4 separate regions of the Mus musculus genome follow, and all the other regions are linked to region 3. The links are chromatin loops, found by intact Hi-C in ENCODE. Cell type or tissue: heart. All regions are shown on one strand.

Region 1 (8,000 bases), 430 kb before region 3:
GATAAACCTTTTACACCCTGTATATTTTTAAAGAAAAAGATTATCTCTAATTGGGCAGATCCCATTAGCCAAAATAAGGTGAGCTCTGGAGTGTTGTTTAATGCTTTAACGCAAGTTGCTCAAGGAGTGCAATCAGGCTCAGGTGATGTTGAAAATAATATAACTTCACCTATAAACATCACCACTATTATGATAAAGGGAAAGGTGACCATTCCCAAAAGATCACGATGGCCTGTTGGCAATGCTACTGCTATACGCAGCATGCCTTGGTGTCATCCGGACCTCGCATTTCCTATAGTTTTTTCACCTTGTCAATCAAAAATTTTTCCTCGAAAAGAAATAGCAAAGGGTTTTGTTTTGTCACCCCCACTAGATTTTGCTATAATGAGCGATAAAGGAGATGCTACAGGGAAAGAAAATATTTGGCCATATTACCAATGGATTTTAAGCAATGAGGCAGGTGCTAGTACCAGTCTGTCAGCCTTTGCATTGCTGACTGGAACCTTTCATGAGATATTGAATGTTTCTGCCACTCTTTCCAATACCTCTACTCATTTAGATAATGTGACAACTAATAGAATTATCAAAAATATGACTACTTCTCCAGTAGAAGTTTGTGTCAATCCTCCATTTTTCTTTATATTGGCTGAATTTCAAAATAATACAGAATGGTTAGATTGTACAAATGTTACTTGTTTTTTGACGCAATGCTGGAATGGAACCAAATTCTTAGCCTTAGTGGTTCATCTACCAATCTTTGTCCCTGTGCCTGTTGAGGCAGATCCAGAGAAGTTCCCAATAACGAGTCTTATTCGGCAAAAGAGAGGTTTTGGAATCACAGCTGCCATTGTTACAGCCATTGTGGTGTCCGCGGCATCAGCAGTTACTGCAGGAACTGCTATGGCCCATCAAGTTAATACTGCTGACACCATAAGTCAGATAGCAGAAAAATCCTCTGAAGCATTGCTTACCCTGCAAAAGGTGGATTCTCATATCGCCTCAGGGTTAATGTTAGTGAATCAGAGAGTGGATATTTTACAACATAATATGGAACGGATGATGGATGTCATACAAATGAGTTGTGTGGCATCCACATCGCATGTGTGCATTACTCCCAATAAGTATATTAATAATTCTTTTATTAAAAGTACAGACCTATCGAATTACCTGAAGGGGAACTGGTCGCAGGAGCTGGAGAGGTTGCAGGCGAGACTGCAGATGCAGATCCTGAACCTTAATGGGACCAGAGTGGAACCAGTGACCCTCGGAGACTTTACCTCTTGGTTTACTTCTGCTTTTTCTTACTTTAAGGAATGGGTGGGAGTGATTTTGTTTGGTGCTGCCATATGCTGTGGACTGGCGTTCATGCTCTGGTTGGTATGCAAATTCAGAACCCAACAAAAACGTGACAAGGTGATTATAACTCAGGCACTTTTAGCTATTGAAAACGGCTCCTCCCCTGAAATTTGGTTATCCATGCTCAAGAATTAGTTGGCATCTGAGTTCTCTGCTCTTGCACTCCACGACACTGAGATGAGAGAGACTCAACGATCATTGATCAGCCCTTGCACATCACTGAGGTTTCCTCATTGCAAGCGATAGAGTGATCATGATTTCACCACTAATTCATTTTTTGGCTGGCCTCTTTTGCAGAGTTCGCCCTAGGTCATTTAGCAGTTATTGTCACACAGCACTGCGGTATCCAGAGACGGGCAACTTTCCTCGTGCACAGTCCAACCTAAGACATGGGGCCCGGTGGCGATAGGGTTACCCTATGACGGGTAAGGCTGTGACATTAGAGGAACGACCTAAAACAGGAGCCACGGCGGATGGGCATAATTGCACAGGCCTAGTCCAGCCTCATTTTATTAAAACAAACAGGGGGAGATGTGGGAGGCCACATGTGCCGTTGCTGAGTGGCACTGACTACTGCTGGCCACCACGTATAAGATTGGACAAACAACCAATGTGTACATATGCAGGAAAGTTTTTTGCAAAAACACTGCCTGGCCCAGGCATGATAATGAGGTTCTGTAAGGTACTGAGAGTATAACCAATCAGATGTGAGACATGCAAATGAGGTATGATAATGAGGTTCTGTAAGGTACTGAGAGTATAACCAATCAGATGTGAGACATGCAAATGAGGTATGATAATGAGGTTCTGTAAGGTACTGAGAGAGAGTAGCCAATCAGATGAGGAACATGCAAATGAGGCTTAGTGCATAACCAATCCGGGTATGAGACACGCCTCTCCTAGGCCTATAAAAGCAGCACCAGCTCTGGGCTCGAAGTCTTTTCGCCTCTGCAATCAAGCTCTCCCAATAAACGTGTGCAGAAGGATCCTGTTGCAGCGTCGTTCTTGCTGGTCGAGTCGAGCGCGCGCAAGACTATAGGGCTGGGGTGTGGGGGGGGTGGCACATAGCGGCACTTGCTGCACAGTTATAAGTGCATACACTCACATGGACCCAGACATGCAGACAGACAGACACACACACACGGAAAAATTAAATAAAAATGCCAGGCAATGGTGGTGCACACCTTTAATCCCACCACTAAGAGGCAGAGTCTGAGTTCAAAGACATCCTGGTCGACAGAGAGCCAGTTCCAGGACAGCCAGGGCTGCACAAAGAAACCCTGTCTTGTTTAAAAAAAAAAAAAAAAGAAAAATAAACCATATCATTTTCCACGGAGACAAGAAATCATTAAATGTTGCTTCTTTAGAACAAATTCTTCTTTTTAACATGGCAATTTACCTCCTCTCCTCTTAATATGCCGTGACATTAGATATTAAAAACCCCTCAAAACCATAGATAATAGTAAAATATTCAAAGCTTCCCAGAGCCCTGCCCGAAGGTTGTTAAAACTTTAAATTTCAGTAAATAAACAAGAGACCCATGTGCAAATTTCTAAGCACAGTAGGTGCCCCTCATTTCTGGTACTCTGTTCATCTAACACAGCTGAACTCAGTCATTTCAGTTCCTAGTCAGGGGTTACCGCTGTTGTGTTAGTTCTCACAACTTTGTGTTATATATATATATTTATATGTGTGTGTGTGTGTATATATATATATATTAAAGATCCCAGGGAGAATGCCAGAGAGAATGTGGCATTCTCTTTGTTTCTTTTACCCCAAGGTCACAGTATCACGGAGACATGGTCAAAAAAATCATTCCACCGTACAATGGGCATTTTCTATTCTGTTTCTGATAGTCACTACCTAAAGTCCAAGTATCACTCAATTTAAGTATAAATTTTCCCAGAAATTATAGAGTTCCATCAGTTTTGTCTTCTGATTCTTAGTAGTGGTGACAGTTCCCTGTGATTTTGATAATATAAAGTATTCTTTATTGGATCATGATTCCATTTTCCAGTACATGCTAGACTTTTCTCCCAAAAGAACTTGTAGTTGCTGCTGATGGAGGGCAGGGGGCGCAACCAAGCTGGGCTCAGTTTGGTCCACCTCCTGATACTGGCTCTCCAACCTTGGATATTACCTTAGTCTTCTCTCTGCTGTGCCTGTGGCATTTATCCCTAGAGTAATACCACTCACCACGTTTCCTGTTCTTTATTCTGATTTTACTGTCCCTACTGAAGATCAACCACAGGCTTTTTACTTCCCAAGCAAGGACTGTACCACTGAGATATACATCTTGAATCTCCTAGGTCTCTTATTTTGGTTTTATGCTTTGTAGTGGAGGACTTTTGTTTGTTTGTTTGTTTGTTTTTGTTGTTGTTAAGGACTTATTTATTTTTTGTATTTGAGTACACTGTCACTGTCTTCAGACACGGAGGGATCTCTGGATGGTTGTGAGCCACCATATGGTTGGTAGGAATTGAACTCAAGACCTCTGGAAGAGCAGTCAGTGCTCTTAACCACGGAGCCATCTCTGCAGCCCTTGAGGAGGTTTTTTTTGAAGACTCCTTTCTCCAAGATCGGAAGACAGTCTATTGATAGTGTAAAGATCCACAATTTACCTGGCATTTGGTCAGCAGGCTAAGTCTATACACAGCATCCCGAGGGACGGAAGAATTGGGATTCTACAGATCCCAGGAGTTCCCAGAGCGGCCTTCCCCCTTAGCTTATGACTATATACCAAGCTAAATGAATTTAAGGAGGATGTTTTAAACTATACATCACAAAATGTACACATGGTCTAAACACAGTCTTCCAGAGCCAGATGTGATGGTCCATGCCTGCCATTCCAGCGCTCAAGAGGCTGGGACAGAAGTATTGCAGGTGCAAAGCCAGCCTGAGCTACATAGAACCTATCCAAAAAAAAAAAAAAAAAAGTCTTGCAAAGAAACTACGTGTGTATATAACAGAATAACGAAAGCAAAGCACAAATTATCCAGAGTCTGAGAGATCTGATGGTTCTGATTCTAGCATTTTCAGGGTTTTCTTATAAGAAAACAAAAGCAACAATGGTACAACTAGATGTTGTGTCTAAAGACAGAAATTATTAGCATTATGTGAAACAGGAGTTTACACCCATTACCCACTATTCCTGAGATCTGAAGTATAAACTGCCCCCAGGAAACATTAGCCATTGATGCGACAAAGCTGGCTGCTTAGTAAAATATTTTTTAAAGATTAGTATAATAGCCATATTCTTTTAGTGATGTTAGAAGTTATACGCTATTGAATTCAGTACTTTCCAAAAGGAGACATTTCTTTCTAGTCATAGACAGAATTATCTTCAGGGACTATAGTGGTATTTCCTGCTATGGTGAAAAAGAAAAATTGGCTGAAACAGAAGGACAAACAAGATCTGTTGATGAAGCCAAAATTTAGCTCCATTGGTAAACCAGGGCAGAAAATATATAGCAATTATGGAAGTTTTTTGTTTTTTTTTTTTCCGTGCAGTCGGCCAGAAGCATATTGGTGCTTCCAAACACGCCTTCTTATGAGATCAGCTAAATTCTCTTCAGTACTAAAATTTCCAAGTAATTCCTTGTCCCAGCCCCATGCCACCAAAGTAAAAAGATATCAAAGAATATGTGTCCTTATCACCAAACAACTTCCTTCATAAGAGCAGTGCTCCAGGGGAGCCACGAAAGCTCCTCCTGAAAGTGAGATTTGAAAACAAGATTCAAAGAGAGATGCTTTAACCTCTAATCATTTTCTAGAAACAAAACCTTCCGGATGCTGCAATTTCTTCACAGTTTAAGATGAGAAGAGAGCAACTATTTGGCACTCTTTGTCCTTCGATGGCAAGTAAGTAGCTCCCCAAGGCATGCTACCCACCAGATTCTTAAAACGTTCTCTTTCTCCTCTGGGAAAAACGTGGTGTCAATAACTGAGCACATCATGACTTTCAACAGACGTGGGGTAAGGCAAGAACATTTCAGTTTCACAGTGCTGTGATTTTTCCTTCTAAAAACGATTAAAATTTAAGTACGGCCACACAGATTTTTATATTTTCATTTTTTCAAAAGTTGGAAATAGAATTTTCCTATCTGTGTAAGCATCTTTCAGGTGAATTGTTCCGAAAGCATGTTGTTAGTTTTCACTGAAATTTTCTAAATGTTCTATCTTCTAGTTTTCTGGGGAAAGTGGTAAAAAAAATGGACATTTATTAGTAAAATTAATTTTTCAAATCTTGGTCAGTCTTAATGGAACTGTAGGATAGAAGTTTAAAAACTGAAGGCAGTGGTGTGGTTCCTCGCTATTTGCTTTAATTGTTGTGAGATTTTATTTTTATTAATTTGTGTTTCTAGAAGCAGACTTTTGAATTGCTATATCACAAGATTCAATAAGAAATACAGGAAAAAATTAAGCATATCTTGGTTCTATAATTACTATCTCTTCCACTAGTAAAGCAGTGACTTTTAATATTTTTATTTCATCTTTATGTTTTAACTTAATAAAATGGTAAATATATGTATGCATTGTGATACATATTTGACTCTTTTCCCTTTTAATAACAGTGATACAAAAATAATTTTGATATGTTCAGTGATTACAAAATTAGTATTATATACAAGTATTTGTGATTTGACTTTAAAATAGCCAGGAAAATTTCTCTAGTTTTCCTTACAAAAGATTATCCAACTAAAATTTTGTTTTTTAAAATAAACTGAGAAAAACAAGGAAACACATCACTCACATTTCTAACAGCCCCAAACCACAACTGATACCATAGCATACATGCTTCTGGATGCTGTTATGAATGTACAGATATTTCTCTTTCATTAGCATAAGTTTATTCTTCATTTAAAACTATTTATGCAGGGGCCTTTATACCTTACAAAATTATTTAAAATAAAACTCAAATAATTATTTTTGGACAGAACAAAATGTAAAGAAATCCTCAAAGTGCTTAAATCCTCCTTAAATCTAACTTTGTTTTGATGTGATCAAAGATGGAACTTCACATTCCAGTGGGAGAAGGGTGGTATCATCGGTCTCACTGACTCCATCGTCTGTCATTTTAATGGCCTTTATCTAGGTAGTAAATGTGTGGCTTGATGACAAAGACAAGTTACCAAGAGAAGGTCTCCCCGAACCTTGTGGTTTTCAGTTTGTTTTATCTCCATTTGGCCTATGTAGCAAGGCAGATAGACTAAAGGGAACCAAGACTTTGGCAAGGAGGCTTTTGTTTCTGTTCAACATTACAGCTGTGCCTCGAACTGATAAAATACAGTTTCAGGATTATCAACTGTGTGTAGCAGGACGGGGGATTGAAGCAGCTGGCGACCAGCACTGAAGTCATGGCATCTGCAAAGCCAACTGAGCTGTCAGTCAGAGGTGTGCTCTTGGACTCCCTCTCACGTAACTTTTTTTTTATCAATGACTAGTATTAGAAAAAAAAGATTCATTGACACAGTAACTGAAAGCTGACTGGGAAATGAGAACTAAGAAGAGGAAGTCATATCCACAGTGGCTAGGTTAGAGCCACAATCAAATTAGAGAAGCAAGTCTTCTGGGCAGGCGAAAACAAATGAGGGGAGGACGGGTCTCAAGGGAGATTTGTAACACACATCACATCACAGAAAATAACCAGGCTTTTTATTTATGTTTTTCTTAATAAGTATCTTGTGTTCTGGGGCCAATTATGATTGACATCATTTAAAACTCAAGCATAACTTTGCATACTGTACAATGTTTATTATGTCTAAAGTCCTCATCCCTAGATGAGTGTCTTTTGTTCTTTTGGTCAGAAAGCCACCCACTTTAAGAGCAAATGTGGAGAACCCAATTCCCTGAAATAGAAACGGAAGAAAACAAACAATGATGGCTAGATTGAAAATGATGTGTGTTTTCCCCCTCCTGGAAGAGATGGAATAAATAAATAGTGGTCTTCAAATAAGGACACACAGTTATGAAGATGAAAGACTCGCAAGTTCCTCTACTAACTTAAAGTCAGTCAATTGTACTCACTTTAAAGAAAGCCTGGAACTTAAAGGAACTTACATCAGGCTAGGAAATGACTTAAAACAGGCGAGGATGGACATTAGCACCAGAAGGACCATTTGACAATCTGCTAGCATTTTATGGACAGATTTCTACTAATTTATTTTGTTTTTAGTGATTGTGATGTGTGGAGGGATGAAAGATAAACTTTTTCATGTTCTGGCCAGACCTCCAGCTTTGTGGTCTTCATCTAAGGCAGGAAATAGAATAAATAACTTCCATAGAGACTTGGAAGCTATATAAAAAGGAAGCAATTTTGTTGTTTATCAAGGCTTGTGCTGATAGTGTCAGGGAATATTTCTTTAAAGCACTGTAATTGTGTTAGATCCTTAAAGCTAAGTGCAACAGGGCAGCAGATGCCAGAATGCAGACTTCATCCTGAGATATGGGGTAGTACCCCAAGAGAGCAGCAATTCAAGTTTATTTTCCTGGTGTTTCTTTATTTTTCTTTTAAAAACTTTTGTTGCTTCTACAACTGTCATAGATCGACTATTGGTTAAAAGTCCAACCACAACTATTGGTTGTAGGTGACCAAGCAAGAAGAAAATATGCAGGCATGATCCCACAATTGAAAGGGGAATAGT
Region 2 (8,000 bases), 70 kb after region 3:
CTGTGCTCCTCCCTGGACATGCAGTCATCGGCAATACATCCTTACCCTCAAAGAAAATGTTTTTTTCAGGAACTATAAATAGGAGGTCTAAAATAGATTTTTCTCTCTGAATATAAAATTTCCCTATCCTATGAGCCTTTGACTCATTGTTTAGGGAAGTTGGGCAAATAGACAGGATATTCTTAGTATGTAAAAGTAAATGGTTATCAGCAGGCAGGATTTTAAGAAACTCCTGGGATTTTTTGCCCTGTGGCTTGCACGGTTCTTGTCTCAAACTGGATAAATAAAACGTTATTCTTGTGTTCAGGTTACCAATAAGTGGACTTAAAGTTAACAAAACATTGGTACCCCGAGAGCCTAACTGAATGAGGGAGATACTCAAGGAAGGATAAGACCTTCTGTAAAAGATGGCGTCTCCCCGCCTTGAAAGAATAGAGTGACCAGTGAGCTTAGAGAGGATACTGAGTCTCAAAACACTACTGCCCAGGTGTCTTGAGTTCTGTTTTATATTCTCACCAGCTTCCTGTGAAAAAGCTCCCAGGAAATGTTTCGGAAATGAATATGGTTTGATGAGGTTCTGTGGAGGGAGGTCTGCAACAAGGCTCACTGAGGCCCTAGCAGAACCCCAACCCTCAAAAACCTGAGGCCTCCAAACAAACTCCTCTTGGTTTGCAGCCCAGACAGAGAGAGATTACCAGGTGAGTCCTCCATCCTTGGCAAGCGGTGTTACCCCACCAGCCTGATCAGCAGGCTGGAGCCAACCATCACAGAGATTTCTTTCATGTCTGAGGTCGTGTGAATGTGCCCTGGGCAACCAGTGGGCACATTGTCTATTAAGCAGTACCCCATCTTACACCTCTTTCCCATAGTTTTCTCTGACACCTCCCCCGCCCCCACTGAGTTCAGATAAAATATGGAATGTCCGCCACAGGCACTGAGTTCATCACAAGGGGGCCCTGTGACCCCCCTTAGGCTAAGGCCTCTCCTCCCACTGTTCTGATACTCATTTTCTCTGACTCTGCTCTCCTTCAGCCAACTTCCTAGCAGGGCTTTCCTCAGCTAATCCCCTGGCTTGGTGCCCCTAACTTTTGTTATTAAATGTGTATAAACGGCAAATTCCTTGAGCCTCCCTGGCCTTCCTTCTCGGAGATGTTTCTATCCAAGACCTCTTGTGCAGAGCCAAGTCAGAGCTGCAGCCCTTTAGTATCATATTGTCCAAGGAGGCTGCAGCCCCAGGCTGGGCCCCCCACTTAGAGATGGACAGCTGGGACAACAGGGGGAGACCACACTACGTGTTGGGAACCTTCTGTGCCTCCAAACACCCTTAGAATCTTACACAAAGCAGAACAACCAGACAGATGAATAGAAGAGACTTCCTCCAAATGCTAAGACATGATGTTCCTTTCTGTCTTTCCAGGAAAGGATGAGAGTTCCTAGGGACCACAGACTTTCTAGGACAAAGATGTTTCAACAAGGGAAAGCAGCTAAAGTTGGTGAGGCAGAGAGGTGTTGCCTGCTGTCTGACTTGCTTTGGAGCACACAGTTTCGCCAAGACAAGTCAGGGGCCCAGGGATCAGCGTTTAGTCAGAAATAGTTTAAACAACTCCCCTGAGTTTTGGAGGCTATTTCTGGACTTGAAGGCAAAGGAGAAGAGGGAAACGAATTGAATCCAGACCTAACTGCCTGTAGAGGGGCCCGAATCCCACATAACTAGCAGTTTCATCTCTTTACACCTGCAGTGGAAGAACTCTGGAAGAATTCACTCTCAACAGAGCTGTAACAGCACACTGACAAGGAGACTCTTGAGGCCTTTGCTCAGTACAGTGAAGGCCAGGAAGCCCCAGCACGCCCCTGTGTAACCTATGATCCTGTTCCCAATGCCGTGCCAGGGTTATGCCCTCTCTGAGACCTCAGACAAGTCACCTATCACAGCTACTTTTCTGTTGCTGTGATCCAACACTGTGAGCAGAAGCAAATCAGGGAAGAAAGGGTTTATTCCATCTTAAAGCTTGTAAGTCTATTCAGTCAGGGAAGTCGGGGCAAGAATTCAAGCCAGGAACCTGGATGTAGAAACTGAAGAAGAAACTAAAGAAACTCCCTGGAGGAGTGCTGCTTGTGCACTGGATCCTCGTGGCTTAATCGGCCTGCTTTCTTACAGCACCCAGGACCACCAGTCCAGGAATGACACTGTCTACAGTCAAGATGTACTTTCCTATATCAAATCATCAATATACATATATATGTGTGTGTATATTATATATTTACACACATGTATATATATATGTATATTGCTTGATGATTTGATGTACACACACGCACACACACACATATATAGTTTAAACAACTATATGTGTGTGTGTGTGTGTGTGTATATATATATATATATATATATATATATATATATATATATTCCCCTCCCCCACAGGCCAATCTAGTGTGGTAATTTTCTCAGTTGAGATTCCCTTTCCCTAAATGACTCTACCTCATTTCAAGCTGACATAAGATTGTCCAGGACATCACCTATCTTTTGGCATGGCTTCTATCTTCTTGAGCTAAACAAATTTACTCATTCTGGCCATCCTAGGGGCACAACTGTTAAGATCAAATACATAAGCATTCTTTGGACATTGATCGCTCCGACAACTTAGCCCAGAAGCTAGTCTGCACTTTCAAACTGGGGTAGCCATATGCTGGCCTCCATGTAGTCACTTGTAATATAGAACTTCCGGGGGACAGCCTGGTACCAACCAACGCCAATGCCTGCCATCTTGGGAGCCTCCAAATGTGGCCTTTCATGGCCTCGCCTGTCAGGCTCTTCCTGGTTTAATCTGTTTTATTTGCATGCACAATTACAATACATTTGAAAGACAGAACCTCAGGGTTGAGACCCCACTGTGGGACTGGGCTACAGGCACGCACATCCTCCCTTGGCACTGAGGTTTTGATTCTTGCTGGTGTGTCGTTCCTCTGGGACCCCTCAGGGTGAAAGTCTCAGAGAGCTGTCGAACCTCCCTCTGTTCCTCCAGTGTCCTGGCATGGGGGGCCAGGCCTTCACTGACTTCTAGCACATGAGCAGCTACTATTGATTCCTGGGCCCAGCAGAAGCTGGAGGAGGCTGAGAGGCTAAGGAAGGAATGGGAAAGCAGCTAATAATGCTTTGTCCAGATCCCTGAGTGAGTCCACGTATCCTCTTTCCACTTGCAAGTGTGATTCTCTCACTGTATGCAGCAGCTGCTGGGGCTCTACAGGCTGCCCTTGGGCAATTCTCTCCCAAGGATGAGAAGCCAATGGGGTAAGGGCTGGTGGTCAGGATGCTGTGATGCCCCCTCCCCCTCCCCTCCCCATGCCCCTTCCCTCCTCCTCCCCGCTCCTCACTTTTTCTTCCTTTGGGAACTCTCAGTGCTAAAAACAAAATCTCTGAGAACCATATTTTTCTGGGTTAAAGGTGAAAAATGCAGCATTTCCTCCAAGTGGAAAGCACTCAGCCCGCCAGCTCCGGGCATATGTCCGAGATCCTTCCTCCCACTTGGAGAGGTGGGGAAGGGAGGAGGGGAAGAGCTGTCGGAAAGCAGAGGAGGGGAATCGGAAGGAAAGGACCATTGCTGTGGACCTGGGGGCAGTTGGTGTGTGGAAACCAGGCGGCCTGTTTGTGTTGGAGCAGCTCAAGGCCTAAATGGTGCTGACCAGGAAGTGAAAGGCAGGCAAGAAAACAGAGAACAGGGAGCGGGTCAGAGCTGTGACCAACAAGCTTGACAGAGGGCTCTGGGAGCAGTGCAGGGACAAAGACAACCCCATCGACTTGTCTCAGGGAGATCTAGGTGGGCCTAGAGAACTCAAGGTTATTAAAGTTGACTTTAATAGAAAAAGCTCTCTGTTCCCATCATCCCCTCGGAGAGCATGTGGAAGTCTCCCGGGAGTTTTCTCAGATTCAGATAAGGGGGCTTTTCAGGAACTGATGATGCTCACAGAACCCTTTCTCCTCAGATGAGATTACAGGGACCCCCAGTTCCCTGACCACTCCCTGAACCTTCTTCCCAGCCCGAAACCCAGACAGACTTCTCAACCTGTCTCTCACCACAGCAGACACACGAAACCAGGCCTTAGGTCCTGTTCCCTTCTAGTTCCTTCTCAGAAAAGCACAGCTACCATAGATCAGGCCAGTACTACTTGCATTGAGCCTGGCCTGTCTCTCATAGCCTCATGTAGATCGATTCTCATCCGCCCCAATATTTCTGCAGAAGACAGTGGTCATGGGGGCAGGGGGCACCTTACCTCTATGGCACGTCTTTCAATAACATGATCTGTTAGGGTGGACTGACTGACTCATTAATGGTCCTGATTTTTTTTCACCCTTTCTTGTATCCATGGTAACTCCCTTAGTAGGTCCTCTCATTATCGAGAGTCCCCTCTTTGCTATTGAAGAGAATCTTTTTCTTTGTTCCTCAATTCTGTAGATGTCGCAGGGATGCAGGGGAAATAGGGCATCAACGCAGTGCTGAACCGAGGACTAGTGCAGGAGCCTGGCACTGTTCTCTAGTGCTCCAGCTCTCCTCCTCTGTCATGAGACAGGCGTGCCAGAACTAGCCAGTTGGGCTCAGCAGGATGAGGGGTACATGGAGCAGAGCCAAGCTACCTTCCCATCTCAGTCACTCTGCATATGGGAACCTCCAGCAAAGACCGGGAGAACTACCGTGTCAAGACCACCAACGCCGGTAGAGCCTCTAAGATGGCTACTCAAGGCACAGGAGCGACCGCCGGCACGGGTGAGGTGTGGGTGTTAGTTAGGCCGTCCTTATTGTGGCAAGAGATAATGGCTACACTTAGAGATGAAAGCAGCCCATTACAAAGTCCAGGCTGAGCTCTTCCCAGATCTCCTGCCCATTTGCACAGAGTGAGGTCTAATCCCTCAGCTAGAGGTTAAAGACTTAAGCCTCGTAATTACATCTGCTATAAACTCATTCCACAGCGCCTGGGCTCTGTCCACAGAAAGGAGGCAGAGTCGTGATCCTCTCTTACTTCCCACTCAGACTCTGAAGCTTCTTGCCCTCTGGGTCCTTCTACTTCACCCCTTTTGCACCTGTCGCACCCCTTCCCACCTGCATTCCATGACCGTGCCACTGTCCCCACCTCCCCTTAACCCCATGTGCTTCCTTCCCACCCAGACACGGCTTCAGAATCAACACGCACTCCCAGGCCCTCGTCCCTGGGTCACTGCGCTTCCCCGGGATAACACTTGCGTAGATCAACAACTGGTCTGCAGGACAATTCTCTGGCCTCCATTCAGCTGGATATTTTGCTAAAATCACAATGATTATCTTTTTTCCAGAGGCGATCTGTTCAAAATGTGCTACAAAAACAACTCTTATTTTATCATAGGAAGTACTGGCCCTGGGAGCCTCCAGGAGAAGGTGTTGGGGTGAGGGGTGACTGGGAGGTAGTGGGGCTCACACTCTACCCCATGCCTCTTTTTCAGACTGCCGGGTGGCATGGGCAGGACAGGGCGACCACTGGGTCTGTTATGATTACTAAGATTCCTTGCCAAACAGGCTCCTAAACGTAAGAGGCAGAAGGCTGGAGTGTGGGGCAAACCTCTCTGGTTTATTTAGCCATCTCTTAGACGTCTTAATATGCCTAAAAACTGTGCTCTGCACAAAGCTCAAGTCTCTGCTGAATGGATGCTGCACAAACAAGAATAGAGTCGTGCCTGAGACTAATTATAGGCTCTTCCAGGAGCTGGATCGTATTTCCTTCCACTTAGAGGGGCAACATTCATCTCACCTTTCCCTTAGTAAGTCCTTGTGGGGACCAGCCAGGGAGCCAGCTGTCTGCAGTCATGTGTATGCATAGCACAGGGCACAGCTGAACCATGGTACAGAAGAAGAAAGCACCCTTCTCTGTCGGACCCAGATCCTCAGACCCTGCTGAGGACATGGCCCTAGGTCCCACACAACATCCGACTCTCTAGTAACCTTGTTGTCCCTTTGCAGATGTGGCCTCTGCAGGATCAGTCACACCTTCACAAATGACTGAATGAGTTCTTCCTCTTTCCCTTATTCATATTTATTACACACTTTCCCTCTCTTAAAATAACAACGGTAATGACCCACCTCGGTGATACATTCCTTTTAATCTCTCCACTTTTGGACAGCATCATATTCATCCACTTGAACCGTCAGCATATACTAAAAGAGAATGGTCCCTTCTCCCAATGGCCCACCCTAGTCACTTGCTACCGCTCCCCTGACACTACAAATGGCCTGATCACATCTCCATTGTGAGAAAGCTATTAGGAAGGTGTTTCGTAATTAGGATCAACCACTAACTTTCAAAAAGCACACCATGGGTGTGGACAGACTGCAGCTATAAAAAATAGTCACATACAAAAAGTACAGCTACAAAATCAGGGGGCCCGCTTTCTTCGATCTGCATCATTAAAAAAAGAGAGAATATTTGCATTAGAGGAAAGCTTGGGGGAAGGATGCCACAGTCTGATTATTATTCTATGTTTAATTTACCCCCAACATTTATTTCCATGGACTAGTCAGAGCACATTGAGTCAGCCAGCAGGGCATGGAAGGGGTTAATCTACACAATCCATAGACCGAGATTGGAAGTATGAAGTTCAGGGTTGCCCAGTCTTCCTGCTAGTGTCATAAGTCAGGGAAGAGCAGAAATATTTTAATACTATTTGGAGGGGTGGTCTCTCTGTCTCTCTGTCTCTCTGTCTTGTCTCTCTCTCTCTCTTGCTCTTTCACTCTTTCTCATCCAGTCTGGCTCTCACTCTTGTTAACACAACAGAGCCATTGAGCTACAGCAGAGAGTTCCCAGAGCTTGCACTGACGTATCATCTCTCTCAGACTCTATACGTTGAACAACAAAGTCCAATGCTTCCTAACCACAGTAGTCCATTGGGTTCGGTTCACAGGGCGTTAGCAGAGAAGGCCACCCAGGGCCTTCAGTCTTGGCTCTCACCAGGGTGTACTTTGTCCTCCTCAGAGAAAGTAAACACACCTGATTTCAAGACCTCTGAGTGCAGCATCAGGCAGGGTCTCCGGGCCTCTGTGATTGCAGGATAGAGGCTATGTCCCTTGGGCAAGGTCAGCTGGTGTTACTTAGCCCCACAAGTGTTGATGTTCTTCCCATCCACGGCGTCTTCCACGAGGGAAATGTGGTAATCGGTGGACAGTGTGAAATGGGAGATGCAGCCCACAAGGCCTCGCAGGTATTGTCTGTTCGTGTGCAGAGCGATTTCCTTCATTCCACCTGCAAGGAGGCAAAGAGGGGGAGAGAGAATGAACCAAGAAGAGGAGTCACCTGTTGGAGATCCTTTATGGTCTGCTTGAGTGTCCCCTGGCTAGAGACAGGGGGTCGAGTACATCACACACAGTTGATGGATTTTGATCAGTTTGACTCTACCTCCGCAGGCTACAAAGGCTGATCTCAGGTGTGATTTCTGGCTCAGCCGACAACCTTAAAACCAAATAGTTCTCCAACAGATTTTTAAATGTTGCGTGATGTCAACAATAAGAAAACACAAAAGGTGCCAATTCATGCCCTTTTTGTTTTGTCTGTGTAGTAGATTATTAGCCATTTATAGGAATCCTATTCATTCTATTCTGAGAGAGGACACACACAGCTGGATCCTCCTTCCTCAGAGAGAATTCATGTGGTTATATTTAGAAAGTTCCTAGTCTATAAACACACACACACACAAAAGTGTGGGGTTTTTTTTCCTGATGGATCACTCCAGAGCACAAAAGCAATGTGAGTGAGTCCCTTCCTGCCACCTCAGCCATGAGTCAGAAGTTCAGAACATGGAAGAATGGACGATTTGGACGGCTTCCTGATTCCCAGGTATATGACTGACCCTGTGGAGTAGACAGCCCCGGGACAACAAATAAAGCTCTAATGAGGGAAAGGAGGAAAGGCCTGACAGATTAAGCTTCGGTCAAGGTCACTTACCCACGTACAGAGCACCGTTGATGTTAAGCTGCCGCATC
Region 3 (8,000 bases):
TCTGAAGTCATACTCCACTAGGAGCAGAGGCTCCTCGGGTGAGACTGGCAGAGGGAAGCAAATCTCAGCATAGCCTGTGCTTTTAAAAAACACTGGACTGTGCTCTTTTCTTTCTCTCCCTGACTTTCCTTCTTCCAACCAGGTGGAAACTGTGTTCATTTGGAGGCATCCATGAGGAACCTTAAGCTCAGTTTCAATAGGAGGCGTATTGTCAAGGAGGCCGGAGCTGCTGTTTGCTCTCAGGCCAGAGTTGAGCTGAGGTGTGTTTGCCTTGTGAGAGGTGAGATCACAGGCTGCTCTGCTCCAGTGAGTGGAGACTTGGAGTCTCCTCTGGGGAATGAGGACCGAGGACTGTGCTTTTAAAACCAAATGAATTATTTCCTGAGTTTTAAAAACTTTTGCTACGGAAGACTCATTTTTGGGGGGACTGTGTTAGGAATAGTGTAGTGATGGTGTGAAGACGTTACCATATTAATTTGTGGGGCACCTCTTCACATTAGAGAAAATCCACTGGTTACGTAGTTCAGAGTAAAGGGCACATCTCTCTCCTACCACTCCCTTAGCATCAGTAAGCACCAGCTTTCTGGCTCTTTTCTCTCTCCGAATGTAGCCCAATGCTTGGTAGCATTTTGCTCTTTTTTGTCTTTCTGCTGGCTGGGATAGTCGCATGCCCTGTTCTGTACCAGCTCTTTGCCTCCCCATGAAGTCCTAAGTCCAGACAGTCTCCAGTGTTCTTCCCACCCCCATCCCTCCATCCCCCGAGGGAGCCACCTCCCTCTCCCTCTGACACAACATCTGAGAACTCCTTTAAGGATAAGCCATATTTTACTTAAGGTTCTCTTTCTTCACAGGTATAGTCTTCTGATATCTTGCTGTGAGGTTGTTGTAAAGCACTTTTCTTTTTGAGGCTTTTAAGTGGGTTTCAGTTATTCCCAGGGCCCCAAAGTTGCGTCCTCACATTGCAGGAAGTGGAGGCAGCTCTGCCCAGTGCACATTCTCTGATTTAATGACTCCAAAGTGACCCATGGGGATTTGTGGCATCTTTGCTGTGAAATGAGAGCTATGATGGCCAGGACCTAAAGTCATCCTCCTAATGACAAAACAAAGTAAAACTGTGCACTTACAAGAATAATCCACCAGGCCCTGTGTGGAGCCTTTAATCCCATGACTCCTGAGGCAGGGGCAGGTGGATGTCTGTGAGTTCTATGCCAGCCTAGGCTCCGTACTGAGTTCCAAGCCAGGGCTATATTATGAGATCCTGTCTTTAAAAAAAAAATCCTAAGAGTTTAAATGTTTTTGAATATGCAGTGAAGGCTTATACCTATTATTAAATTGAAGGCAGGGGAGTTTTTTTTTTTTTTTTTTTTGTGTGTGTGTTCCAGAAAATTTGCTTCTCATTAGGATAAAGTCTGTGTTTCTGTGGTTGATCACCACTGGCTTCTACTTTAATGTGAATAAATTGCTTTTACACCTTCATTGTTAGAGAAAGTATTTGTCCTTGGCATCTCTTAAGAGTGATTTTGGAAGCAGAATAAATTGTAGAGGTTAGGCCTCGCTAATGCTAGCATTTGAGCACAATGCATTATGTAGCCTTATGTGATCCTATGTGGAGGCTCTTCCTCTTCTTCGTCTTCTCGCTTCTCCCCTTCCAATCCCCTCCTCTTCCTCCTCCTTCTATAAGCTGTGAGGAACCTTTAAAAATCTAATTAAAATCCAATCCACTCTTAGCATTTAGAATATGGTCTTTGTTTTCTTTGGGACCTAACATTGTGGTGTCAATACAAAAGTGTTGTTAACACTGGTCCATATTTGTTCTTCATAAATAGGTGTTTATCAGTCTTCTGTTAATATTCCAGGCAATTTTCGGGAAACTGAGATCCAGCTTATACGGGACAAACAGACTGGCTGTCATGAGTTTCCATCTGAATTGTGGAGATGGATTAAAAACGTGAGAGAGCAGTGAAGAAAGATGGTATCCGGTTAAGGACCAGGGAAACGAACCTACCCTGCCCTGGCAGAGGGGCGTGGCTGAGAGGGGCGTGGCTGAGGTAGAGAGGGGCGTGGCTGAGGTGGATAGGGTCGCCCTGAAGACTGCTGCCTGTGGCCCGAGAAGCCTCCCTAGGGTAGATTGGTAGGAGCTGAGCAGTGTATGATTCTGGAGAAAGGGGAAGTGTAGCTCAGGTAGAGGGCACTGCACGAATCAACATCCAGGCGGCGCCATAGGGCCACCACGGTGCTATGCTACTACTGGGGAGAGGGGCAGGCTGCGGGCATGTGCTTGGATTGGGGTGCTGCGCATGGAGAAGAGGGTGGAAGAATTCCTCCATGCTGGCTCCAGGAGTTCAGGGACAGGGCTTGCTGTTTCCTGTGGCACGCACAGCCAAGGCTGCACCTCCGTCCTGCATTATTTGTTGAGTAGATGAGCAAATAAAGAAAAACCTTAAGAAATAATCTTGCCTGATTTTTGGTCAGAATTCTTCGGAGTCTGTTATCTGAGTTCTCCACCTAGGCTCTAGGCCTTACCATGTGTGTTACAGTTAACACACTCTCAGATTGTTGCCTTAAATCTCATCCTTCTGCCATGAAATTCAAGTCGGAAGTATTAAAAACAAAACAAAACACAACACAGCCCCTTTTAGTAAGTCATAGTGATTTCCAAGAGATAGCCCAAATTTTCACTTTTGATTTCAATGGAGCAGCCATTTACATGGGAGTGAATAATTCAGATGCTTTTTTTTTTTTAAATTTTTTTTTTCTTAATGTGATGTTTTGGTTCTTCGGGCTTGCGACTGACCAATGAGCTGTGCCAAGCTCAGGTATGTTGTTCTCACAGAAGAAATGTGTGTGTGCCTGCTCTATTTTGGGAAATAGCAGGAACTTGTGGTATTTCCTCTTCCCAACTCCTAATCTGTTTGTTATTCTAAATATATGTTCCTTTATATTAATTGAAAGTTTGGGAAAGGAGTTTCATGCCAAGCAATTGTTAGAGCTGTGCGATAAGAGTCTTGTCTCTGGTGATTGACTGTTGGGCCCCTGTTCTGTATTAGGAGTTCCGTGATCTTGCAGAATGTGAGCTTGATCTCTCTCTCTCTCTCTCTCTCTCTCTCTCTCTCTGTCTCCCTCTTCTCTCTCTTTCTTTCTTTCTCTCCCTCTCTCTCTCTCTGTCTGTCTCCCTCCTCTCTCTCTCTCTTTCTTTCTTTCTTTCTTTCTTTCCCTTCCTTCTGTCTGTCTGTCCGTCTGTCTCCCTCCGTCTCTCTCTTTCTAATTTCCTATTCTGACTGTTGATACCTGATGGTAGTAACTTGTTTCCACGTAAGATAATTGTATCCCCCAGCTCGGCGTGACACAGGCAGTGCAGACACTGAGAAAACAATGGGTTCTTCCACACCTCCTTTGTGAGCAGAGTAGTCTTGGTCCTTTTCAGTCTCACTTCCCGCAAGTAGCTGAAGCCAGCGAGGCATTGTAGGGAGTTTCGATGTTTAGAAATGCAAGCACTCTCAAGCAGGTCCTTTGCAGTCCCTGTACAGGTTGCAGAAAGGCAGGAATTCCAGTTGTCATACATTGTCTTGAGTAATGCTGCATGTGTTCCTTCTAGACACTTGCACTGCCCCTGCTGACGCAGGCTGAAGGTGGTGCTCGCAAGCCTTGCCCACTCAGTGTTGGGAGGTGAGGAGGAATTTTTGGCGTATGTTTTTGGTTTCTAATGTACTTTTGCACGGTGGGAAGTTTTTGGCTCTCCTTCATTCTTTTGGCTTCTAAGGCTGAATAAGTTGGAATTAGCATTCATGTCTAGAATCGAGCATAATCTTGTTATGTGGTGGTATCTTGAAGGGCCACTAGGGGGCAATATTTCTTTCTGAAGGTCCGTGTGTGTCTGGGTTAAGCCTTCATCCCCGAAGCACACACTTCTGTAAGAAGTTCTTAGATCCAAGGACAGTTGACACGGTGGTAGCAGGAACATCTGGTGGAAAATAACAAGTGCTGACAGAAGTACTTCCCTGCTTCTAACATTAGAAAACGCTAACGGGGCAGATGGGTTGTAATTGTCCTGTGGACAGAACCTTGTGAGTTGGCTGAGCCCTGGTGGTGGTAGGATGAAGGTGAGACCGTGGCCCACACTTACATGCTGTAACCTCTGGGGCTGTTTGAGGGCCACTGTGGACATTAGGGCGTGATGACAAGATGCCAGCTGTTTGCACGCAGCAGGCCTGGAGGCCCCAGTGTACTTAAATATAATAAGAAATAAATCTTTTTAAAAAATTGAGGATTCAAACAACCTAGCCACAGCGTGGAGCTTGAGAGTCAGAGGGCCCTTTCGGATCCCCAAGTCAGCTTCTGGAGGCCCTTCTTCGGGCCTTTAGAGCATAAAAGTGAGTAAGGCGTGAACATTTGAGAAACTTCTCCAAAGAAACAGTTAAAGCGGGAATGTAAGTTATCTGACTGGAACTTTACCCCATGCTTACTCCTTGAAGGTACCATGATCAGCAGTTTTACTGTGGTAAAAACAACAAACAAACAAACAAACAAAAACAGTTTTAGGGGAGAGCGTGTGCAAGATACAGAGGGAGATGAAAATGTAAGCTCTTAGGAAAACATAAAATTGAGGATTCAGGGGCTGGTGAGATGGCTCAGCAGGTAAGAGCACCCGACTGCTCTTCCAAAGGTCCTGAGTTCAAATCCCAGCAACCACATGGTGGCTCACAACCATCCGTAATGAGATCTGACTCCCTCTTCTGCTGTGTCTGAAGACAGCTACAGTGTACTTACATATAATAAGAAATAAATCTTTAAAAAAAATTGAGGATTCAAACAACCTAGCCACAGCGTGGAGCTTGAGAGTCAGAGGGCCCTTTCGGATCCCCAAGTCAGCTTCTGGAGTTTAATATGTAAAGAAACTGAGACCCAGGGATGCCACGATTTGCCTGGGGACAGTCACTGAGGACTGACCAGCATCCTGACCCTTCTTGGACTGACTGTTACCTGAAAGAGTCTGAGTTCTGTCTAGAGGAGCATCTCCCTGAGGGGTTCGCCACTGTGGGCTTCCGTGTGTCATCTTACCACTGGCACTGAGTTCCGCCCACAGCAGGTGCCCCATATTTTGTTAAGTAAATACATACCTAAAAGAATTCCAATTGTCCGATGGGCACATTATCTGTGAGAGTGTGTTTATATAATATGGATGAATATATAATTTCTCATTTAAAAAAAATAGAGAGTGCTACTTTTGAAACCCAAACTCCTAGCTCTAGCACTGGCCAAATTTGGCAGGTGTGGCTGCATCTGGTCCCTTACTGACCAGGCATTGAATTTTCCAGGAGTCACCTTGTAAACTCCCTAATTCCTGGTATCCTTAACCTTTTATCTTTGATGCTTGAAACAGTATTTACTTTTGAGATCAAACAGTGCCTTGAATTGCCTTTCTTCCACATGTGTCTTATCAGTCAAGTGATTTCACAATTTCAGAACTTTATGGGCTCGTTGGAATTTGGATATTTGAAATCAAATCTCACAAAGCCCCCACAGGCTCTGGAAATTGTCGCTTCGAGATGCCTGGCGGATGTTTGAATTGTGGTAACTTTCCAGGAGGGCAATTTTGCATTACTCATCAAAAGCCTCAAAAATGTGCCACGTATCAGAACCAGGAAGGGAGATCAGGGGGAAAAGCTGTCTGCAGATGCTGAAGGCTGCTCCACTACCATGCACATATCAAAACCACCCCTGCAATTTGACAAAGCTATCCTTGTAACTTCTTTGGCCGGGGGGGGGGGGGGGTGTCTAGACAGGGTTTCTCTGTGTAGCCCTGGCTGTCCTAGAACTCACTTTGTAGTCCAGGCTGGCCTCGAACTCAGAAATCCGCCTGCCTCTGCCTCCTGAGTGCTGGGATTAAAGGCGTGTGCCACCACACCCGGCTCCTTGTAACTTCTTAAAACACCTGTTCCCCAGTGGAAACAGCTTCCGTGCTCAGTAATAGGAATTGGTTATGGTTTTCATGAGTAATGAAGGGACAGTGCTGCAGGGGATGCCCACTGGTGGAGCTGCACCAAATTTACCATTTGTCAAGCCAGATGACCAAGAGGCCTATGTAGGGTCATTCATCTAGGTGTTGTCTTTGCAGCGAGCGTGCACATGCATACATGTGATCAGCTCTGTGACACTGTGTAGGATGACCCCAAGATTACTGTCTAGACGCTAGCTGAGATGAATTCTGTGTGCAACATCAATAGCTCTGTTGCTTTTAGCAGCCACCCCCCCAGCCCCCCCAGAATTCCCAATATCTAAAAAGCATGTGGTACAGTGTAGGGGCCGGGGAGGAAGTTGCATTTCCGTTCCCAGTGGTTGTGTGAACTTGAGTAAGTTCCGCGTCTGTTTCGGTCCCTGTTGTGTGGGTGCTTAGCGGCAGAGAAGGCTGGCTAAACATACCCTGCCTGAGCTGCTGGGATGACGGACACTGGGCGCCCTGAACAGTAGAGGAGTTCTAGATTGCTAGATCAATTTCGTGGGTCTTGAAAATTTCAGGGCATCCTGACACAGCATTGCTCCTGGCCATTGGGAAGTGATTTGAGGTTTTAAAAGAAAAACCATCCATGTATTTGTGCGTGAGTATGTACAAGCCGAGGTCGGAGGCCAACTCCCAGGAGAGGCCTTTCTCCTTCCACCATTACGGTTCTAGGGATTGAACTCAGGTCGGTGGGCTTGCTGACACCGGCTTTCGCCCACTTAGATGCAAATACTCTTTGTTGCTAGTGCTTGTTTTTTTTTGTTTGTTTGTTTTTTGTTTTTTTTGTTTCTTTTTTTTTTGTTTGTTTGTTTTAAAGACATTTTTGCTTCCTTCTGTTGTTGTCTTGAGTAGTCCAGCCGTACATTCCTCAAGGTTAGGTCTGTCTGACTCAGTCAGTGATGGGTGTGTCTGTGTTACCAGTACTGCATAGGCCACGGTGCCCCAGGTACAGGTGACCTTGCCCGTGCAACAACACACAGGAACAACCACGGCACTGCGAAGCCAGGAGGTCACTGAGGTAAGGTAGCAAGCTGCAGATCCTGGCCTCCTGTCCTGTCCTTTCAGAAGAAAGCACGTGATGTTACTTTCCAGTGAACACAAACACTGCCGTCCACTTGTTCGACCCGCTGGGTGAGCAGCAGCTCGGTGACGTCACCGTGTTGACATTTACAGATGACTTTTATTGAAGTTGGGTGACACTTTTCTTAGGCTTCTGGGCTGGAAACTGCTATTGCACCTTCTGTGAAGGGCACACTCCTGCCACTGCGAGGGAGACCTCATGCCGTTTTGAAATTTTATCTTTTCGTAAAATTGCCAGGCCCTCCCTCATAAATCTAGGAGGCATGGCGTTTATGCATCTTCTGAGTGAGAAATTCCAGCATGCATCTTCCCAGGAGACAAGGGCAGTGAGACCTGCACCCGAGAGTACGTGCAACTGCACTAGCTCTCATGAACGGTGCAAAGACAAATATTTTACCCTCAGTAACCGTTGAAGACAGCATACGCTTTGTGGGTCTGCAGTATGAACATGACAGGTTCTATGATGAAAGTGGAGAGTCAGTCGTCACAAAAGGTACCTTTGTGACAAATGCCGACTTTACATTCCATTTCCTCATATAGCTAAATAAAAGAACACAACGTCTTGAGTTGTGGACAGCATGCCCCCCCATGGGAAGTCATAGACATAGGTAGGGGACACAAGCAAGATCCACGTTTTATATGTCACGCTCCTATCTATGGCATCGCTTCCCACAGCCCACTACGGTCCCACTCCTCCGCCGGAACTAGCAGTAGCGTGCTTCTCTTAGGGGTCAGGTCACTCTGCAGAATTTCTCCTAGTGAGAGGCAAGGCCTGTGTGCGATGGTGCCTAGGCGGCAGCTGGGCCGTGTTGGCACGGAGACTGTTGGCTGAGTGTAGGATGGAGCAACACTGCTCTCAAGGCCAGGATCAATGGGATCACAGAGGACTCTGTTCTGGAACGTTCCACCTTATAGCAGGTAA
Region 4 (8,000 bases), 50 kb after region 3:
CATGCTGGGCTGTCCTCCACTCTGGTCCCCATGCCTCACCTGCATCCTCACCTATCTGTCAGGCCCAGGTCCAGCAGAACAGACAAGCAAACCTCCCACAGCCAAGCAGTGCCTATTCTCACTCCCCAGGGGGTGCACCTCCACCCCAGTATCTCATGGTGTCTGGGAAATGCCTCTGCCCACACTGCTCACCTCACCTCATGGCATGGCCTTGTCAGCCCTTCTGCATTCCCCTCACTCCCCCAGCATTTGGGCGCTGGATGCAGGGGTCCTGGAAAGGAGATGCTCAGCTCTTCAGTTTTGGATGCTCCATCTGCATGTGCTCTGCCTCTCCCTCTCTCAGGAGCTCTGCTCACCTTGGATGGGGAGAGCAAGAGTTAGTTGTCCCCTGGTTCTTCCTCCACATAGCTATGCTGAACACTCCAGAACCAGTCTAGATCCTACTATGTGTCTACCAGATTCTAGAAGCGTCTATATTTTCTCCTCAGCTTCTGAATAAAGGTAGATGCTATAGTTATTCCAATAAGAGAGTATTATTTCTTTGCTAAACATTGCTACCTAGTTTAACCACTGTTTTAAAGTTTGTGTACAGCGAAATAACTTCAGTAACTACTGCCCATTTTCTTGAGGCTTGCCTTCTGGTATTGCTTTGACTGTCAATAAAATATCTTTCTTTTCTTGCTGAAGACGACATCACAGTAGAGCAAGCGGTGGGGCTAGGAAACAGGATCTTCCTCACCTGGCGTCACGACCCCAACATGACTTGTGACTACGTAATTAAATGGTGCAACTCATCTCGGTCTGAGCCCTGCCTCCTGGACTGGAGAAAGGTTCCTTCAAACAGCACGGAGACTGTCATAGAGTCTGGTAAGAATCCGTGGCTCTCTGAGGCCTTTAAGGGGCTTTTGAAAAGCCACACAGAGGTGACTTCCTCTCTGTGTGGTCATCTACTCTGATAGATCATCAGAGAGAGCAGCATAGATTTGTATCTGAGTGTAGGGTTTTTGTTGAGATAGGTCCTCAAACTCAGAGATCTGTCTGCTTCTTCTGCAGAAATGAAAGGTGTGTTTCCACACACCGGGCTCTGAAATGCTAGGGAATGTATAAGTGGTGGCATTTTGATAAAATAGGCTTCAATGGGAGTCAAAGATGACACAGTTTGGGAACGCACTTCTGTACAACCAAGTCAGTGCAGTCAATGCCCTCTCGCATTAGTGTGTCCAGGACTTGGGTCCTTGAGGCCTCAAAGCCACCACCAACAGTTCCCTAATATGAGGACCAGGGAAACTCAATGGAAGTGGGCATGGGATGTCTTCAGCTTTGCGATCGAGCACAGGTCTGCCCGTGAGCCTGTGAGCCTTAGCAAGTGAGCCACCATTGACGGTGCAGCCTGACCCATGTGGCACCCAGTGAGGTTTGGATCCTCAGAGCAACCGTGTTTCTCCTTTGGAAGTGGCTGCTTCCCTCCCTGCAGGGCCGCCATGCCTTCTACAGAATCAGTGTGAGCCTACGCCTTTGGGGTTTTTCTTGAGCCAGTAGTGGGCCTGTAGGTCACGATACTTCTAGAGACATCAGCTACTAGGTCTTCCTTCTGTGTTGGTGAAGCAAGCTGGAGGGTAAAGGGCCCTCAGTGGCTTCCCTCGCTAAGACAGGTTCTGGTCATTTGCTGTTTCTGCTGTTAAAGGGTGAAGGATTGCACTTGGCGATTAACCACGATGGGCTCAGCTATCTTTCCCTCTGTAAGAGCACTTCTGCAGTTGACTAAGGTGGTGGCGGTCCTCTCTTGCCCCCTTTCTCCTCTGGTCACCTCCATCTTTCTCTTCCCTACGCCTACTCTCAAGTCCTTTCCTGTGGGACTGATTTGGCTGAGCCTGTGGTCTCTCCCACTTGGGCTTGCAGAACAAGTAGGGTGCCCTTGGACAGGGCGACACAGGCAGTGTTTCTGGGAGAACAAGTTGTGACTGAGATCCCTCAGGAAGGGGAGAAGCTGCTGTAATAGCTGCCACTGTGCGTGAGCAGGCTCTCTGTGGTAGCTGAGAAAAACAAAGACACAGAGGACTTGGGAAAGGTCACAGAGTTAGGAGGCAGTGGTGCCAGAATTGAACGCTACTCGGGGCCTGGGAAAGCTGGGGATCTTGGTATTCCCTGCTGAGCTTCTGTGCTGATCCCTTCCCTTGTTCATCTCTCGATGCAGTCTTCCTCTCCTTCAGCCCTCCGTTCTCTCTGCATCACCCAGCAGGCCCCTTTGTGACATACTCGATTCAATATTGATAATCTGTAATTTTAACATAAAACAAGGTATGGGTTCACATGCAATATAAAACCATAGCCTCGAGTATATCTCCCCTCCCCAGCCCCCCCAGGGAAGGAAGGCACAAAATTGAATGCACTTAGCTGAGTTGGACTTACCATCAGTATTTACTTAGTACCTGGAAGCACTGAGTGAACACTTTAGAAAAAATAGTGTAGGGAGAAAAGTTAGCTAGCGACAGAAGCTCGGGTTTCCTTTAGACTTCTGAGGCTGACCATCTATCTCACTTGGGCCTCTGGGGTTCAGGTGTTCTTTGGGCGTGTGGCTTAAAGAAGCACTGTATTAGCCACACAGGAATATGTCCCATCCAGAAACAGATGCCTGCTGCACTGTTAGGGCCTCACGAAGGCCTTGCCTCCTCCTGCTTTCTCCTCCTCCGTCCTCTTAGAGAGCACTTGGAGGAGCTCTTTCCAATCTTAGAACTGATCAGTACTTCTCTTTGTATCCGGTGCTTACTACCCGAGACCCATGGCTGCCCTCGCCCCGTGTCTTCCCCCAGGCTTGGCCAGCTTCTCCGGGATGAGAAGGGCTCTTCGTGTGTTTCCTTGTTTCTCAAGTCTTGTCTTACAGATTTGATGAGACATTAAAAGGTGCTTTAGGAATTGAAGAAAGAGAATCATCTAGAAGTGGGGATATGGGGGGCACACAAGGAAGGGGGTGGTAAAGGACTGGAGAGTAAGGACATCCATATGGAGATGCTATGATAAAACTCACTACTTTGTGTGCTAACCTAAAAAAGTAATTAAAAAAAACTTGAGACACGTCTTGTGTGTCCGTCACTCAGTGTACATTATAAAGGGAAGCAAGCGATGAAGGCCTGGTTCCTGTGTCCCAAAGCTTTGAGCTGAGCAGGGTTTCTAGTGCTGGGACTAGGGGAAACATGCGTTTCTGTCCATCCCCAAAATGATGGCACATAGATGAGCGAAAGCACCATGACCGTGCTGACCACACGGTGGTGCCTGGGAAGTAGGAATAAGATGTCAGCCTCAGCTACCTTTGTCTCTTCAAAGAAACGTCATCCTGTGATCTTTTCATTACTATAGACGTGAAGATGTTCGTGGTTTGCTGAGTACTCCTAAATGTTTGCCAAATTTGAAAAAAAAAAACAATATATTTTTATAATAGATCTGTAGCTAGCTTTGGAAATTTTAGCATGTTATAAATTTTATGCTTCTAAGATAAATGTTCTTGCTTTACCCACATAGACTGATGAAAGTCCACTGATTTGTTTATCCTACAGATCAGTTTCAGCCAGGAGTAAGATACAACTTTTACCTCTATGGGTGCACTAACCAGGGATACCAACTGTTACGTTCCATAATTGGATACGTAGAAGAACTGGGTAAGTTAAATGTCTGAGTTCTCTTAAAGTTTGGCTAACACAAGACCGTGTAAATAGGCAAGTAGCAGGGGTCACGCTCTAGAACATACCGAATTTAGTTGGTTAGATCAAAGAAGATAAAATAATTCCTATCACAAATTTATCAAAATTGTTAGTCACTTGTCTCCACCTGCTTGTTGATTTCACAGTTTCAGTCTTGACACTGAGGAAGTTATATCATGGCTGTCGTACTTGATTTGTGTTTACAGAAGCTTAAAAACTTGGAAATGTATCCAGGCCTAACACCAGAGAGGGGAGTATCCCTGAAGTCTGTTTGAGCGGTCACTTAAAATATGCGGCACATGGGGGGCTGGAGAGATGGCACCGACTGCTCTTCCAGAGGTCCTGAGTTCAATTCCCAGCAACCACATGGTGACTCACAACCATCTGTAATGGGGTCTGGTGCCCTCTTCTGGTGTGTCTGAAGAGAGCAATGGTGGCATACTCATATGTATAAAATAAATAAATAAATCTTTTTAAAAAACCATACATGCGGCACAGGTTATCCCCTGGATGCCTGTCTGTGTAAAGGCTGTGATTCCTCCCTGAGCTCCGCCTGGTTATTAGCGTAGAGTTGTTCAATCATCAGAGGAATTCATGCTTGAGTAAAAAGCACAGCTTAATTCCAAGATTAGGTGTTTCTAAAGCCAGAAGTCTCGGGAGCACTCACTCCCCTGCCCTTCAGCCCTTGACTGCTTGTTTTGACAGCTCCCATTGTCGCGCCAAATTTCACCGTGGAAGATACGTCGGCAGACTCGATATTAGTGAAATGGGACGACATCCCCGTGGAAGAGCTCCGAGGCTTCCTAAGAGGGTATTTATTTTACTTTCAGAAAGGAGAGAGAGATACGCCCAAGACGAGGAGCTTGGAGCCACGTGAGTAAATGACCGCCTGGGTTCTAGTGCTGTGTAAAGACAGACAGACAGACTTCCACTGGCCACATAAGAGCAGAGGGGCTGCTGCACAGCTGAGCACAGTTTCCAGAACTATCTCAGAGAATACAATAAATAGAACGTAAATTCTTTCAAAGTCAAAATCGCTTATTTAGTTAGAATCTTTATAAGCCCCACAGAATGGTGGCCACTTCTTACTAGTGTTACATGAACCACACCATATGATATTATTTATTTTTTAATGTGGTTTTATATCTAATAACCAAAGAGGCAAAAAATGGGTTCAGAGCCCCAGTTATGATCTGGAATCAAAATGGTGGCAAACTGTAGGGTTAATGGGTCCCAGGACACTCTGGGAGGCAGGATGATGCAGGAGTTGACCACACTTACCCTATGCTGTCACCTGGGTGGCCATGGGGAAGCCAATCCGAGGTCACCGCTCTGGGGCTGGGTAAGCAGAGTATGAGGTGTAGGACATCCAGAGCTGGCTCTGGGGTCCCTGGGCCTGCAAGGAGTCTGGAGCCACCAGGTTCCCAGTCTCTCTGACACCCAGGTGCCGCTGGGAGCCGTGGAAGACCTGGGCTTGGCTTGGCGGTGGCTTGGAGGTGACCATGGCTAGGAGTGCAGAGAGGCCTTCTGCGGGAGATTAGACAGAGGCTCCATAGGTGAAGGCCATCACCGTGTCTCCCCACAGCGGATCCTGATGGAAAGAGGCAGTCCACGGTTTTAAGACGTTTATTGTCATGGCTGAAAGTGGATGAGTGAAACCATACCCCCTTCTCAGGGTGGGCCTGAGGTTAAATACCTTGGGCAGGGAGGAGTATCAGAGTTTTCCCTTAGTCACAGACAGGGAAGTGATTTTTATGGAGTGCCTGCTGTATGCCAGGCATTGTTCTAACAAATGTACATGAAAATTTTACAGGATGCCACATCCCCTACAGAGTCAGAGAAGCCAGAGTTGGGAGTAGTTAGATGGTTTGACTGGTGGGGGAAGAACTTGAATGTGGCCCCGGAGCTTTGGTTGGGCGTGGGCAGCAGCAAGGTGTTCTCCCTCAGGGTCTCATCCCCGAGTTTAAAGTGACCTCAGGGTGAGTGAGATTATCCTTTGCTTTAGATCATTCTGACATCAAGCTAAAGAACATCACTGACATATCCCAGAAGACACTGAGGATTGCTGACCTTCAGGGTAAAACCAGTTACCATCTGGTCCTGCGAGCCTATACACATGGTGGTCTGGGCCCAGAGAAGAGCATGTTTGTGGTGACCAAGGAAAACTGTAAGTTCAACACGGCCCTAGAAACACCTTTGCCACTGGAGCGATAGTGTCCTTAGCATCTGGGGACATCTTTGTTCCAAGCTCCAGGCCCGTGATTCTCAACCTTCCCAGTGATGCACCCCTTTAATACAGGTCCTCATGTTGTGGTGATCCCCCAACCACAAAATCCTTTTCATTGCTACTTCATAACTGTAATGTTGCTACTGTTATGAATTGTAACGTTAATATTTTGGGAGATAGAAGTTGGCCAGATAGGCCGCAGGCCGCAGGTTGCGGACCACTGTTGTAAGGTTTCACAGTTCATTGCTTTTTTATGTCAGGAAGAGCGGACTGTCAAAGGCTATGAGAGAACTTTTTTTGTTTTTGCTGTCAATTATTTCCCTATAAGTATGTAAGAAATTAATCAATTTAGGGATGCACCCCAAATCTACAACCCTAAATGCATAGTTGGGATTTTTTTTAATGCAGTTTAAATATTTTCCACACTAGTTTGATTTTAATAGGTCTAGGGAATTGCGTAAGAGACAGTCGCTCTCTAACCTTCAGTAAGACCACACTTGTTAAGTCTGAGATGGCAGTAGACAAGGGTGGTAGCCTTTGCTGTCCTTCACCGGGAGAAAGCTTCAGTTTGGCTTCGGGCTTCCCCTCCACCAGAATGGAGTCCTTGTCCAGGTCTGGAGCACAGGGCCAAGAGGCCGTGAGGCATTAAAACAGTGTTGCAACTGGACGTGATGCTGCCCCATCGAAGACAACTTGGCAATGTCTGGTGATGTTCCTGACTGTCATAACTGGAGTGCTGCTGGCATCTCATGGTTAGAAACCGGATGTGGCTAAGCCTCCACACCAGAGCGCACAGGGCAGCCCTCCCTGCCCCTCCTCACACCAGAGAGAGCTTGCCTATATGTCACCAGTGGCAGGATTGAGTAATCATACTCCAGTGTTGGTGGCCCTAGATCAGTTAGAGTTTTGTCTCTTCAGATAATAAATGTCTTGTGGACTCCATACATCCGGTGGTGATTTTCAATGTTGATAACTGTTTCTTTTCAGCTGTGGGATTGATTATTGCCATCCTCATCCCAGTGGCTGTGGCTGTCATTGTTGGCGTGGTAACGAGCATCCTTTGCTATCGGAAGCGAGAATGGTAATGGTTCCTGTGTGTGTATTCACCCTCTTGTTTTTACAAGCCTCATTGTGCAGTCATGTTATGCATGTCGGACATTTTTTTTTTTTAACTTAGAAGGTTGACTTTCAATATCAAGTAAGAAATAACATTTTATTGAAAATATTTAAGAACTCAAAGAGTAAAAGCCGTCATTCTCCCTACTGTCTTTACTAATAATTTATCCCAGTAAATGGCATTTTAAAGAAAGTGGAGCCCTTTCTGTGATGACTGCAGCCATTTTGTCCTGTCCTAGCCAGGACAGTTCCTGGCAGTCACCCCAGAGCCCACTGCTCTCCTATGAACCCCTAGCCACACTCACACCTCTACCTCTCCCCACCCCACACCCCTTCAAAGATAAATTGACCATGGCTATCTGCAAGTTTATATCCAAGTTAATGATCTAGATGGGTCCTAATGGCCTATTAGACCTGGTTTTTTTGTTCATATGTTTATTTCTTATGAATGCTCCTTCCGTGAGAAAGAGGTTATAGTTGTGAATAAAGCAAGCCTGGTCCTTGGGAGTCTCCCAGCAGAGCGAGAGCAAGAGCGAGCGAGCCAGAGAGAGAGAGCGAGAGAGAGAGAGAGAGAGAGAGAGAGGGCATGCCAGGGAAGCATAAACATGCTTACAGGGAAGGAAGAGGAAGCAGGAAGGCTGCCCTGGGGAGAGCCCTGGAGGGTAACAGGGCTTCGGGTAGAGAACGTTCTAGAGAGAGTGGTTTCAGGTAGACTCTGAAACTGGAGGCACTGTATAATTGGGCAAAGTGAGGGGGGGGGGAGAGGTGTGAGTGGGGTTAGGGGTTCATAGGAGAGCAGTGGGCTCTGGGGTGACTGCCAGGAACTGTCCTGACTAGGACAGGACAAACTGGCTGCAGTCATCACAGAAAGGGCTCCACTTTCTTTAAAATGCCATCGTTAGTGACAGTTTTGAAGATTCCTGGCTTCCAAATGAAAGGAGTAATACACAAATAGAATAACC

The links. Peaks named below come from ENCODE experiments on the same cell type or tissue, not always from the same donor. Only the 100,000 strongest peaks of a DNase experiment are listed, where the experiment ranks them.
Region 1: a loop joins it to region 3, with 2.1 times the contacts of the local background. A loop is called at or near these places in 5 of 42 quality-filtered maps.
Region 2: a loop joins it to region 3, with 2.7 times the contacts of the local background. A loop is called at or near these places in 7 of 42 quality-filtered maps.
Region 4: a loop joins it to region 3, with 1.8 times the contacts of the local background. A loop is called at or near these places in 4 of 42 quality-filtered maps.

Annotation. Positions count from the first base shown.
Region 1 is chr15:6,698,928-6,706,927 of GRCm38, forward strand. No RefSeq gene overlaps it. Among named protein-coding and RNA genes, the nearest start is that of Rictor, 5.5 kb to the right of the region's middle. In heart, a CTCF peak has its summit at 3,427; no DNase peak of the experiment used is centred here.
Region 2 is chr15:7,200,540-7,208,539 of GRCm38, forward strand. It overlaps Egflam (EGF-like, fibronectin type III and laminin G domains), which reads right to left. Exons shown (of 22, transcript NM_178748.6): 21 at 7,963-8,000; 22 at 5,581-7,263. The coding sequence ends at 7,109. Among named protein-coding and RNA genes, the nearest start is that of Lifr, 75 kb to the left of the region's middle. In heart, no CTCF peak of the experiment used is centred here; DNase peaks (open chromatin) are centred at 1,152, 3,582, 5,222 and 5,822; H3K27ac peaks cover 4,761 bases.
Region 3 is chr15:7,130,759-7,138,758 of GRCm38, forward strand. All of the region lies in intron 1 of Lifr (LIF receptor alpha), which reads left to right. Among named protein-coding and RNA genes, the nearest start is that of Lifr, 5.2 kb to the left of the region's middle. In heart, CTCF peaks have their summits at 2,210 and 3,843 (motif pointing right); DNase peaks (open chromatin) are centred at 2,203, 3,993, 6,373 and 6,993; H3K4me3 peaks cover 754 bases; H3K27ac peaks cover 233 bases.
Region 4 is chr15:7,181,166-7,189,165 of GRCm38, forward strand. It overlaps Lifr (LIF receptor alpha), which reads left to right. Exons shown (of 20, transcript NM_001358593.1): 14 at 688-867; 15 at 3,552-3,653; 16 at 4,401-4,568; 17 at 5,701-5,862; 18 at 6,910-7,003. Among named protein-coding and RNA genes, the nearest start is that of Lifr, 56 kb to the left of the region's middle. In heart, a CTCF peak has its summit at 4,113 (motif pointing left); a DNase peak (open chromatin) is centred at 2,034; H3K27ac peaks cover 731 bases.